2 separate regions of the Homo sapiens genome follow, and region 2 is linked to region 1. A link is a contact called in ENCODE Hi-C or POLR2A ChIA-PET data. All regions are on one chromosome and are shown on one strand. The core of a region is the stretch at or near the end of the contact, and the rest is flanking DNA. Distances in the headings are between cores, read along the strand shown.

The links. Hi-C counts contacts between places; a loop is a spot of excess contacts on that map. ChIA-PET counts read pairs that join two places held with the same protein, here RNA polymerase II (POLR2A).
Region 2: a loop to region 1 is called in a map of heart left ventricle, with 4 times the contacts of the local background. The contact joins the enhancer-like site here to the promoter of WHAMM in region 1. A Hi-C loop is called at or near these places in 2 of 168 maps with a recorded cell type or tissue (Caki2 and heart left ventricle). POLR2A ChIA-PET finds 5 or more read pairs at or near these places in 3 of 52 experiments (BJ, Panc1 and naive thymus-derived CD4-positive, alpha-beta T cell).

Annotation. Positions count from the first base shown.
Region 1 is chr15:82,808,126-82,813,422 of GRCh38, reverse strand. WHAMM (WASP homolog associated with actin, golgi membranes and microtubules) reads right to left here and starts at 3,795. Exons shown (of 10, transcript NM_001080435.3): 1 at 3,088-3,795; 2 at 147-320. The coding sequence starts at 3,696. RefSeq lists silencers at 2,890-3,059, 3,280-3,389, 3,410-3,539.
Region 2 is chr15:82,872,542-82,878,033 of GRCh38, reverse strand. HOMER2 (homer scaffold protein 2) reads left to right here. Exons shown (of 9, transcript NM_004839.4): 3 at 2,630-2,761. Among named protein-coding and RNA genes, the nearest start is that of WHAMM, 66 kb to the right of the region's middle. Within about 2 kb of position 2,879, at least 2 of the 41 ENCODE cell types and tissues checked have a DNase peak (open chromatin) inside an H3K27ac peak, as active enhancers do.

The DNA.
Region 1 (5,297 bases), core at 2,546-5,045:
CATCTCTATCAATAAATAAGTAAATAAATAAACATAATGGTAAACCCAAACAAAGTACAAACAGAGATTGAACATTAAGTGTAAATAAAGAAATAATTTATGACAAATAGTAAATCTGATAAAGTAAAAATTTTAAAAAAACATACCAAAATATCAAGCTTACATAAAGTTGCAACTTCTCGCATAGCCCTAAATGGCTGCAATAAGTACTGGAAGAACATGGTTGCCACGGTAACCAATTCCTGGTATGCTTCATCTTCCTCTTGGTAAACGTTCATTAATGCTACCATGGTGTTGGCTTTTCCGTGTCCTTGAATAACCTAGAAAGCAAATGTGAATAAAGCTCAAGTCAGGACAGTATATTTAATACATACCCAACAAACAAAACTAAACAAAAGAAACCTTCATGTTCTCAACTTTTAATACATCAATTTTAAATACTGATTAAATATGAAAATGTTATCATCCTCCATCAAAAATGCCCAATAAAACAAGAATGGTTAAGAAAAGTATGATATATCCATGTAAGAATATTATTACTGTAGTCATTCAGCACTGTGCTTCTGAAGATTGTTTAATAATATGGAGACTTTTGTCCAGGCATGGTGGCTCACACCTGTAATCCCAGCTGCTGGGGAGGCTGAGGCAGAGAATCGCTTGAACCTGGGAGACAGTGGTTCCAGCCTGGGCAACAAGAAGGAAACTCCATTTCAAAAAAAAAGACACTTTTATAATATTAAATGGAGAGGCAGAGTGCAAAGTTTAATCTCAACTATGCACTAAGTATGCAGCGAAAGGGACCCAAAAGAAGGTTTGAGGTTGTGGATATTTTTTCATTTCACTTTTCTGACTGTAAAGGTGTTGTGAGGCTGTATTCCTTTTTAAAGCTCGTAAGGGCCAGGCGTGGTGGCTCACGCCTGTAATCCCAGCACTTTGGGAGGCTGAGGTGGGCGGATCACGAGGTCAGGAGATCGAGACCATCCTGGCTAACACGGTGAAACCCTGTCTGTACTAAAAATACAAAAGATTAGCCGGGCGTGGTGGCGGGCGCCTGCAGTCCCAGCTACTGGAGAGGCTGAGGCAGGAGAATAGCATGAACCCGGGAGGCGGAGGTTGCAGTAAGCCAAGATGGCGCCACTGCACTCCAGCCTGGGCGACAGTGCCAAGACTCCATCTCGAAAAAAATTTTAAAAAAAGACCTCATAAAACATTACAGAGCTGTCTCCAAGTACTTCAGCATGTTGATTCTCTTAATGCCCCAGATTAATATTCCCATGAAGCCCTTAGCAGTCACCTCATTTACAGAGCCTCAACTGTGGTTCCAGTCTCTGCTGGTTACTGCTTCTGCTGCAGGGCAGAAAATAAACTGAACAGTGTATAATCTAGGTGGACTCACTTGGCAGGAAATTATTTTACTCCCAGAAGAAGAGAAATAAAATCAAATAATATAGATTTTTTTCAACCAATACATTCTTAAATTCTCCTATTTCCATCCTTCTGCTTAAGGATAAAGTGATCTACTTTCAGCTATAGTTTTTTATCCAGGTAATAATATTATGGGTTTTTTTTTTAAGTGAAAGCCTCACTGAACAAAATCAAAACACACACGCAAAAGTAAACTTAAGGCAAGTGATACATTTCAGCCTTATTTCTTAAACTATTCAGAAAAATTCCAGAGTTAAAACATTCAGCTTCATTTTATATATCCTAGCAATACTAGCAATTGGTCTAATTCTAGAATCAATTGCTTTTCCATTCTAAATATTAAAATTATATATTTGAACACGTTTTGAATTTAAGCTTCCTCTCCCAACCCCTCATTTTTAAGTTCCAGATAAATATGTGAACTACACTAACGTGAACGGCTAGCTCAACAGTATGAACTACATTCATGCTATAGTACCCCAGAGTGAACTTAAATTTGGGAAAACTATAACTTTTCTGATAGTATTTACTACAGTAAAATACATCATAAACATGTTCGATTTTAAGGAGAAACCACCTATCTCTGTGAGAAACCGAGTGTGTAAAAAACAAGTCTGATACAAAATGATATCATTTTTGAAACTCCCCTGTGGGTTCCTCATATCCTAAGGTGAAGACGATAAAGTTGAAGATCAAACGCTGACTGGCCTGAAACTCCCCTGTGGTTTCCTCATATTCTAAAGTGAAATCAACACGAGAAGTGGGTGTGTAGATATTTACACATAAAACCCACAGTACAAAAATGACCCCACTAACGAGCTCCTTTTATAAAACCATTTTAATTTGGAAAGCTTATTCTACATTTAGCTTAGGCTGAATTCTTCTCTTCACTTCCCCTTCCTCAGAAGAATGCACAGAAAAAAATCATTCAGGTTAATAACAGCAGTGAGCCGAGACTCCAGCCTGGCTCTCCTTAATAAACTGTGGGTGTGGACTTAGAAGGCATATTTTCTCCTAAACCCTTCTGTGAACTTGTACTTCCCCTCCCCTTAGGTTCAGTAAGTTTACCACTCAAATAATTACTCTCTCTCAAACTACCTCTTTCAAGCTTAAAAGGGCACTAATGCGGTCATTCCAAACTGATGAATAAAGTTCACCTTCTGCCGGCTTTCCATTTGACCAAGTATATATTACTTAAAACAAAACACCCTATCTCCTAAAAGCCATTTCTTCCTCTAAACCATTTTATCCCATTTGCGACGTCCCCTCATACACAGGAATTGCTTACATTTAGTCCGTGTTATTCTTTCCTACATGGATGGGTTGTTTTCAGTCTTGCTTGCAATATTTCTGGCATTTCCTGTTACAACATCCTGCTCTGCCAGCATCTTCAGGGCAAAAGTTGGGGGCCTAGCCCAGCTCCCAGCTGCAAGTACACTAGGCTCTAACTTCGCTTGTCCTCTCTGCAGACCCTCCCGCAGCTCCCGCCGGTTTCCCGCAGCGGTCCCGCGCAGGTGACGGCACTGGGGAGCCCGCGGCCTTCTCCGCCCGCCGGCTCCTCCCCGTCAGCCGTCAGCCAGGGCTCTCGGCGCCGGGGGAGCCTCCCACAGTGTCCCAGGCCATGGAAGCGCGGACGAACGCCGGCGACCGGGCCTCGCTTACCTGGCGCAGCCGCGCGTCCGCCTCGACCCACCGCGCGCGCAAGGCCCGCTCCCGGAACTCGCGCGGGCTTTCGCAGTCGGCCGCGCCGCCCTCAGCCGGGAAGAGTGCGTCGCGCACTGTGGCGCCGCCGCAGCCGTCGGCCGCCGCGCCCAGATAGCGTTCCAGCTGCCCGCACAGCTCCTGCAGCGCCGCCTCGCCGGGACCCGCGCGCGTCGGCCACAGCAGCGCCCACAGCCCGAGCCCCAGACCCCAGGCCCCGCCGCCGCCCACGTCCAGCTCCGGCGGCAGCCGCGGGAAGCAGCGCTCCAGAGGCGGCCACAGCGCCGCCAACTGCCGGTGCGCGCCGCGGAGCCCCGCGGCCGAGAGCAGGCCGGCCCAGCTGGACGGGGAGACGGCGGCCTCAGGCTTGGGCTCGGGCTCGGGCCCCAACCGGGCCCCCTCGCGCAGCCGCCGCTGCTGCGCGGTACGGTCGTGACAAGTCACAGCGAACTTGCCCTCCGCGCCGTTCCAGGCCACCAGGAAGCGCAGCCGGTGCCTCTCGGGCTCGGCGAAGAGGCCCTCCCGGACCGGCACCCAGCCCTCCAGGCTGTCAGGCTGCTCGTCCTCCATGGCTGTCGGCAGCAGCGGCCCTAGGGCTCGGCGGGCGCGGGCCTGGCCTCCTCGCACCGCCTGTCACGGGACAGTCCGAGCCAAATCATTTTTCGCTAGAATCGAAACCGCGTCAGTGCCCCAGCAGCACCCTGGCCCCCGGCACTTCTGATTGGCTGGCTGCCGGAGGTGGGGCTTACAAGAGGCATTCGGGGTTGGTTGGGTGATAGACGAGAGGGCCAGCGACAACCAATGAAAAGGTGAGAAGGTCTCCCTCAGGAGTCAATCATCTCGCAACCTGTTCAGGAGTCTGGGAAATACAACTCTTGCCTCACCTTTTCCACCCAATACATACGGACGTTGGAAAAATATCTGTTGAATCGGCGAGTTATTGTATTAGTCTCCCACACTAAACTATGAACTTGAGAACAGGGACCAAGCTGATTTTCTTTTCTATCATCAGGGCCCTATTGAGTACATGGTTCACGCCCTTAAGAATGTCACAAATGCGTTGGGGAGATGAAATATAAACTCGATAGTCATTTATTGAGGGCCTCTAAGTGCCAAGTACTGGGCAAGAAGCCGCAAATTTATTTTTGTCAATTCAACAAACTTTTATTGAGTGTCGGCTGTGTGTCAGTATTGAGGGGGTGGAGTAAGAGGGGGAATTCAGGGCACTGCAGCTCCCAACCAGGGTGTTTAAATACAATCTGTGTTCTAACTCTTCACTTTAGAGTTAAGGAAACGGAGGCCCAGACAAACTTAAGATACACCGACACTCGGGCTCGACATGCCCCCCTGGCTACGGAAGGCCTGTTTAAGGAGATATCAGGAAATCCAGTTTACGTGTCAGGGTGGAGCTAAATCTGTTCATGCAACAAGCACCAAGACGGCCCTAGTCTCTGCCTAGGAAATGTGCAGTGTAGACTGAGAAATACAGTCCATGTCAGCTCCCATCCTGGGAGTGCACTGAGACAGGTGGTGGGAATGGGAGGAGGAAAGGAGGGAGATGCCAGGAAGCTGGGATCAGGAGCCGTTTGCCAAAGCAAGGCCTGTGAGGTGTTGATTCGGGAACAAGTGAAAGTGTTTGTGAAGGTTTTGAGCTGGGAAAAGTTGGAATCAGATTTTGTACTTGCTGTTATCCCCAAGGGTAAACAATAAGCAAACGAAAAAATCAGGGCGAAGCTAAAGCTCTAGTTAGGGCATCTCTCTGCCTTGAAAATGACCTCAAGAAATCTAGGAACCTCTGTGGAATGCAACTTGAAGATGGAAAGGTGCCTTTGTCTGAAGGTCCCTCCCCTTTTATGCCTGCTGCCGGTGTGAGGGTTGGGGATTGGGCCCTGGGACTCAGTCACTCAGTCTTCTTGGAGAGATAAACTTTTAGCTGAAGTGATTGATTTTCCCCTATTTTAATATACTATTTTAACTAATATGAGTTACTTATGATTTTTAACAGTCTGTTTTAAATATCTTTCTTGTATATTCCTCACATTATATCTTTTTACTATCTGCTTTATACTGTGTTATTTCTGTTAGTTTTCTTATCTATTTGGTTTTTCAAGCGGAAACTGTCAATCTTTCTAATTATAAAATTGTCGTGGGTGGCTGGGTGCAGTGACTAA
Region 2 (5,492 bases), core at 1,630-4,129, 66 kb before region 1:
TTGGCTTTCTGGGGTCACGTGATCCATCCTGATCCAGCTCCCAGCCACACACCTTCCTTAGGTCTGTCTTGGTTCCACCATATCCACCCTGCTTGGGGCTGAGCCAGAATCCCCCCACCCTCCAAGGTCCCATAGCTTTCCCCTACACTTGCCAGTAGTTTAGATCTCCATTTTCCACGCCCTGCTTCCCTGCCCCCATCTCTTGATAGTGTCCAGTGACAGTAGACAGATCTCTTGACTTCTCATGTTGCATTCAGTTTTCCAGATGGAAAACATTTGGTAAAATGTCCTGACTCAGATGGACATTGGCATTATGGAAGGGTTATTATAAAGAAAGGAAAAGTCAGCTGGACCGTAGCACATGAACATCAGTACTTCATAGATGGGGAAAAGAAGAGGGGCAGTAATGTTTCCTTCATCGTGTATAAAATGAGAAGCAACATGATATGGAAGTTTATAGGACAAGTCTTGGAGTCAGACAACTGGGTTTTTATCTCTAGAGTCTCCTACTGGCCAGCTTTAATGTGTTACCTTAAGCAAGTTAGTTTAACCTTTCCCAAATCTCAGCCAGGTGCGGTGGTTCACGACTGTAATCCCACACTTTGGGAGGCCAAGGCGGGCGGATCACCTGAGGTCAGGAGTTTGAGACCAGCCTGGCCAACATGATGAAGCCCCTTCTCTACTAAAAATACAAAAATTTGTCGGGTGTGGTGGCGGTCACCTGTAATTCCAGCTACTCAGGAGACTGAGGCAGGAGAATCGCTTGAACCTAGGAGGTGGAGGTTGCAGTGAGCCTTGATCATGCCATTGTACTCCAGCCTGGGTGACAGAGCAAGACTCTGTCTCAAAAAAATCAAACAAACAAACAAAAAAACTTTCCCAAATCTCAGTTACTTCTGTGAAATGAAGGAATAGTCGTATGCATAGGCTCGTTGTAAGGTTTAAGTGAACTAATATAAATGAGGCACTCAATAAGTGTTCAACAAATAGTAATTGCTGTTGTTAGTATTCTAAAAATTATTTTACCAGCTAAGCTAAGGTTTTCTCTTGAGCCAGTGGCTTATCAGCAAACTCAATAGTCTGATAGATAGATAAATGTAGATCTAGCAAGAGCAATGATACTTCTGTTACTACTGACAGCTGTCACTTACTGTCTAGATCCCTTTAGTTAAGGCAACGGTTTGTATCTGGAAGGTCTGTCCTTTAGCAAAAGAGTAGACTCAGGTTCCTACCACAGAAAGCAAGCCCTATGCCATTCAAACTTTTTTTGTCTTCTCTGTTTTATCAGTTACAAGGAAAGTGTTCTGAGTTGACCATTGAGAATAAACAACCTTAGTAAGTAAAATTGCTGGTAGGTTCACTCTTTAGAATACTTACTTAGATTGCTCTTATTCCCTGTTCAGATCATCTGATGGGGAAGCAGCCAGTGGTTATTGCTACCCTGCCCTTACATAGACACCCAGTAATCCTTTATTTCCAAGAGTATTTTTCCTGAGTGTTTCTTAGAGTCCTAGGGCTTGCAATGATTTCTACTGAATAAGCCATTGTTGATATTTTATAACCCTTATCAATTGTTTGATGTCTTTGCCCTCTTCCTGACTACTTGCCATTGAAAGACCAGGAACCTTGACTCATTCATCTTTGTATCTTTGATTAGCAGAATGTCTGGTGTATAGTAAATGTTCAATAAATGTTTGAATGAATAAAAGTACCATGTGCTAGATATTATCTTCTTACCCTTCCACCTCAGATTCATCCTCTACCCTTCTTGACACTGCTCTGGTCCCTGAGGGGCTAACTTGCAGACATCAGTGGGCTCCCAAGCCCTCTGGCTTCTAGCTGGGTTTATCCAATGGCAAGTGGAAATCAAAGGGAGAGAGGCGAGGGTGTTTGCTCCCCCAGTTCCCCACTCCTGTGAGGTTGCCATGTGCTGACTGTGTCCCCCAACAGGTAGCTTGCTCTACGTGACCCCTCCCCCTCCCAGGGTCTGTAGCCTCTCCATCCCCTCATTCTTTTAGGCCAAGGAGTGGTGACAGCTAGCACCAGGCTGCTGCACCATCCTTACAGATTCCCTGTACCCCACTCACACCCGTATAATTAGTTTCTTTGTCAATTAACCCTCCACAAATTATCCTAATTGGACTGTACCTGCTCCTTCCTGTTGGGAAGCAGCAGGCCTCAATTGCTTATAGAGATTTTCAATTGTTTGAGTTGGACACTGGGGCTCCAGGTGACTCATAAAGCGACATAGTGCAGTTCTTCCAAGAATGTGGGACATGGCTAGCCATTAAGGGCACTCTGATGCGTGGCAGCTTTGGGGAAATAAATAGCAGTTTGGGAAACTATTCTTTGTTTAGGAGAGACTTTCTCCCACGGATAACGTGTAGGATCTTATTTTAGACTGACTGTTAAGTCTCTGAAGTTGCCCCTTTTCATGGTTGTGTATCTGACTCAGCATGGGTTGTTCATCTGACTCAGCATGGGTTGTTCCAGGAGAACGCGGGACCAAATTTAACAGGGCAGAGGATACAGGCTTGAAGCACTGGCTTTGCCAATAGAAGACTTTCTAAGGAATGACTTTGTCTCATTCAACATTTAAATTTTCACTCTTTGGGCTGTTTTTCTGCAGGTGATCATAAACAGCACAATCACACCGAATATGACCTTCACCAAAACGTCACAGAAGTTTGGGCAGTGGGCCGACAGCAGAGCCAACACAGTGTTTGGTTTGGGGTTTTCCTCTGAGCAGCAGCTGACAAAGGTAACTTGGTCCTATCCACAGTGCAGTAAATCCCGCATCAGATGCCATTCTCATCAGTGATTGCCCGCCGAGGGATGTGCCCTTGGTGAGCAGGATTCCTTTCTGGTCTTTGGTTTCACTCCTCCTGGCATCACGGGGCTGCCAAAGCAGAGGCCCTTTTGAAATACCAGGTTCACGGAAGTCATCTGGGGAAGGGAAATTCGTATCTAACAAATGCTGCTTTGGGGCCTGAAGTTGCAGTGTGGCCAGTCCATCCTCCCCTCCAGGTGTCAGCCACTGCTCCCTGTGCCCGGTGGTATCAGCGCACAGACTGAGCGCTGGCTTGTGTGCCAAAACCAGATCCATTGGGTTTTCAGGACTCTGAGGATTAGGTGACCTTCCTGTGTGAGGGCACAGTTATCGGAGGGTTGTTACTATAGAACTTCCAAGGAAGAGACTGTGTTCCTGCTGCCAAGAATGCATCTTGATGAAATAAGCATGTTACCCCTTTTGAAGTAAGGCACACTTTGTCTCTGACAGCCATCAACGTCAGTGACTCTGTTTTTGGAGCTCTTGGGGAGTAAGGTGATGCATAATGGAAGCGCTTAGCTTGGACTCCCCACGTGCCTTAAAATGCCACACAGTGGTGTGTGTATGTTACTTTTTTTCTAGGGAGAGGATTCATAGCTCCAAGTCACTTCTCCAAGGGCCCTGGGACAAACTCCTTGGATGGTTAGAAAGGTGTTGAGGAGCAAATCATGGCTGACCACAGACTTGGAGAACCTCAAGAACTGAGGGAATAAACTGATCGCCTCTGAGAGGCCTTACTCAGCAGTTTAAAGGGGCTGAGAGCCTGTTTTAGAGACTACATTTCCTTTTAGGGTGGTAGAAGAGCCCTTTGTAAGTATTTAGAATATTTTGGTTTAAGGTAAGACTGACTAGTTTACAAGTCAAAGAAATTTATTGGAAGAATGTTGGAGTCTCTCAAGGAGTGCAGGAGAGAGCTGCAAACCCAGGGAAGGGCCAGAGCCAGACTTGCTTCTGGCAGCTTGGCTCTAAGAATTGTTTTTCTCTAGACCCTTGCTGTGAACATCTGACTGACTGGCTGGACAAGTGCTGACCCAGCCTCTGCTCTGCTGACACCATCCTCAGCACTGAGGATGCAGAGATGTGGCCCTTGTTCCAGGGCTTCACAAATTTCCAGATTCTTGGGGAATTGACAGAGTTGCCTAGAACAGACTTGACTGCTTGGGTTACTTGTGTGTATTGAAGACAGTTTTCAAAGAGGGGGAAATTAGGGTGAGTCAGGAAGCCTCCCACAGCAGAGGCCTGCTAACTGGTCCCCTTCCTTTGTCCAGTGTGTGTGCATGTGTGTGTATACTCACATATATGTGTGCACGCACACACACTTCTAAGGAGGTCCCCAGCGCACAGATCCGGCCATCCCATACCCAGTCACAAATGAGCACCCCAGTGGGGATACCCCACAGACTGTCCTCTGCATCCCAAGGAACTTCCACGAAGACTCTGTTTCCTTAGAAGCCTGAGAAGTCCAAAATGGCCTGATGGCACTCTGAGCATCCACCCTTGTGCCGCCCTCTTACAGAAGCATTCTTTCCTGGGTGCTAAAACCTCCAGATCACCAGGGCCTGGAAACATGGACAAAAAGCAAAAATCTCGAGGGCAGGTCATTGGACATAGTTATGGGAGACGTCCTCTCTGTCCACAATCCCTCACTTCCTGGGCTTGTGTGCTGTGATCCTGGATGTTCAGCAGGCACGAGTGCAGCACAGTTCTGCAAGGCCTGCCACTTCTGGCTGATACGGTACCTGGGAGGAGCTGAGAATCCTATGGCAATCACTGTTGCTTCACTTCATATGCAGAGAAGTGAGTTCTCTGCAGCCTCACTTGGTTTGAAGCAGTGTCATGTGGGACAGAAAGTATTGGGTAAATCTTTGGCTGATAGGGCTGGCAGAGGCATGGCGGTCCACAGTATCTATTCTGGTGATGATAAATCACTCTTCCCCTGGAATAAGGGGCCCAGTGGAATCAGCCTTCACCAGGGAGCTGGCTGGTGCCTAGAGGTGTGATGCTTGGCGTGGGTCACTGTGTTGACAGTAGGATGCTCAGCAGGGCCGGGAGTCAGGGTGGCTGTGGAGAGCAGGAGTATGTGTTTTCAAGGCCATTTGGTGCCTTTTTCCCTGGCACCATGGCCAGTGTGTCCTTAAGTCTTTTGAGCAAGTACCAGGCTGCCTGGAGAAAGTGAATGACTGGGTATCCATAGAACAGCCCCTCCTGCCACCTAGTTTGAAATATTCTGTTTTGCTGTAAAGGCCTCTGAAGAGCATGCATATGGAACATGAGTATTTTCAGGCTCTGGTTCCATTTGGACCCATTGATGTTGCTGTTGCTCAAACCTCTTTGTCACCTTGTTTCTTCCCGGTTCCTCCTCATGCAGCTAGGCCCTTAACCATTCCCACTGAGATGTCAAATCCAGGCCACCTCTGCTGTGCATGTGGCACCATGAGATGTTCGGGGTTTGTCCACAGGGAAGATTTCCCTTTTCCGTCGTCTGCCCGACAACAGGATAGCTGGAGGGAAGTCGTGGCACTGTGAGGTGTGTGAGGGAAGCTGTGGAGAGTTCACTGTTGATGGAGTGTCCAGGATTTTCGGGTGGGTAAGGCTGCTAAGGTCCAGTCGTGGAAGGCTTTATTGGTCATGCCAGAGCTTCTGGACTTTGTCCTATGGCCTG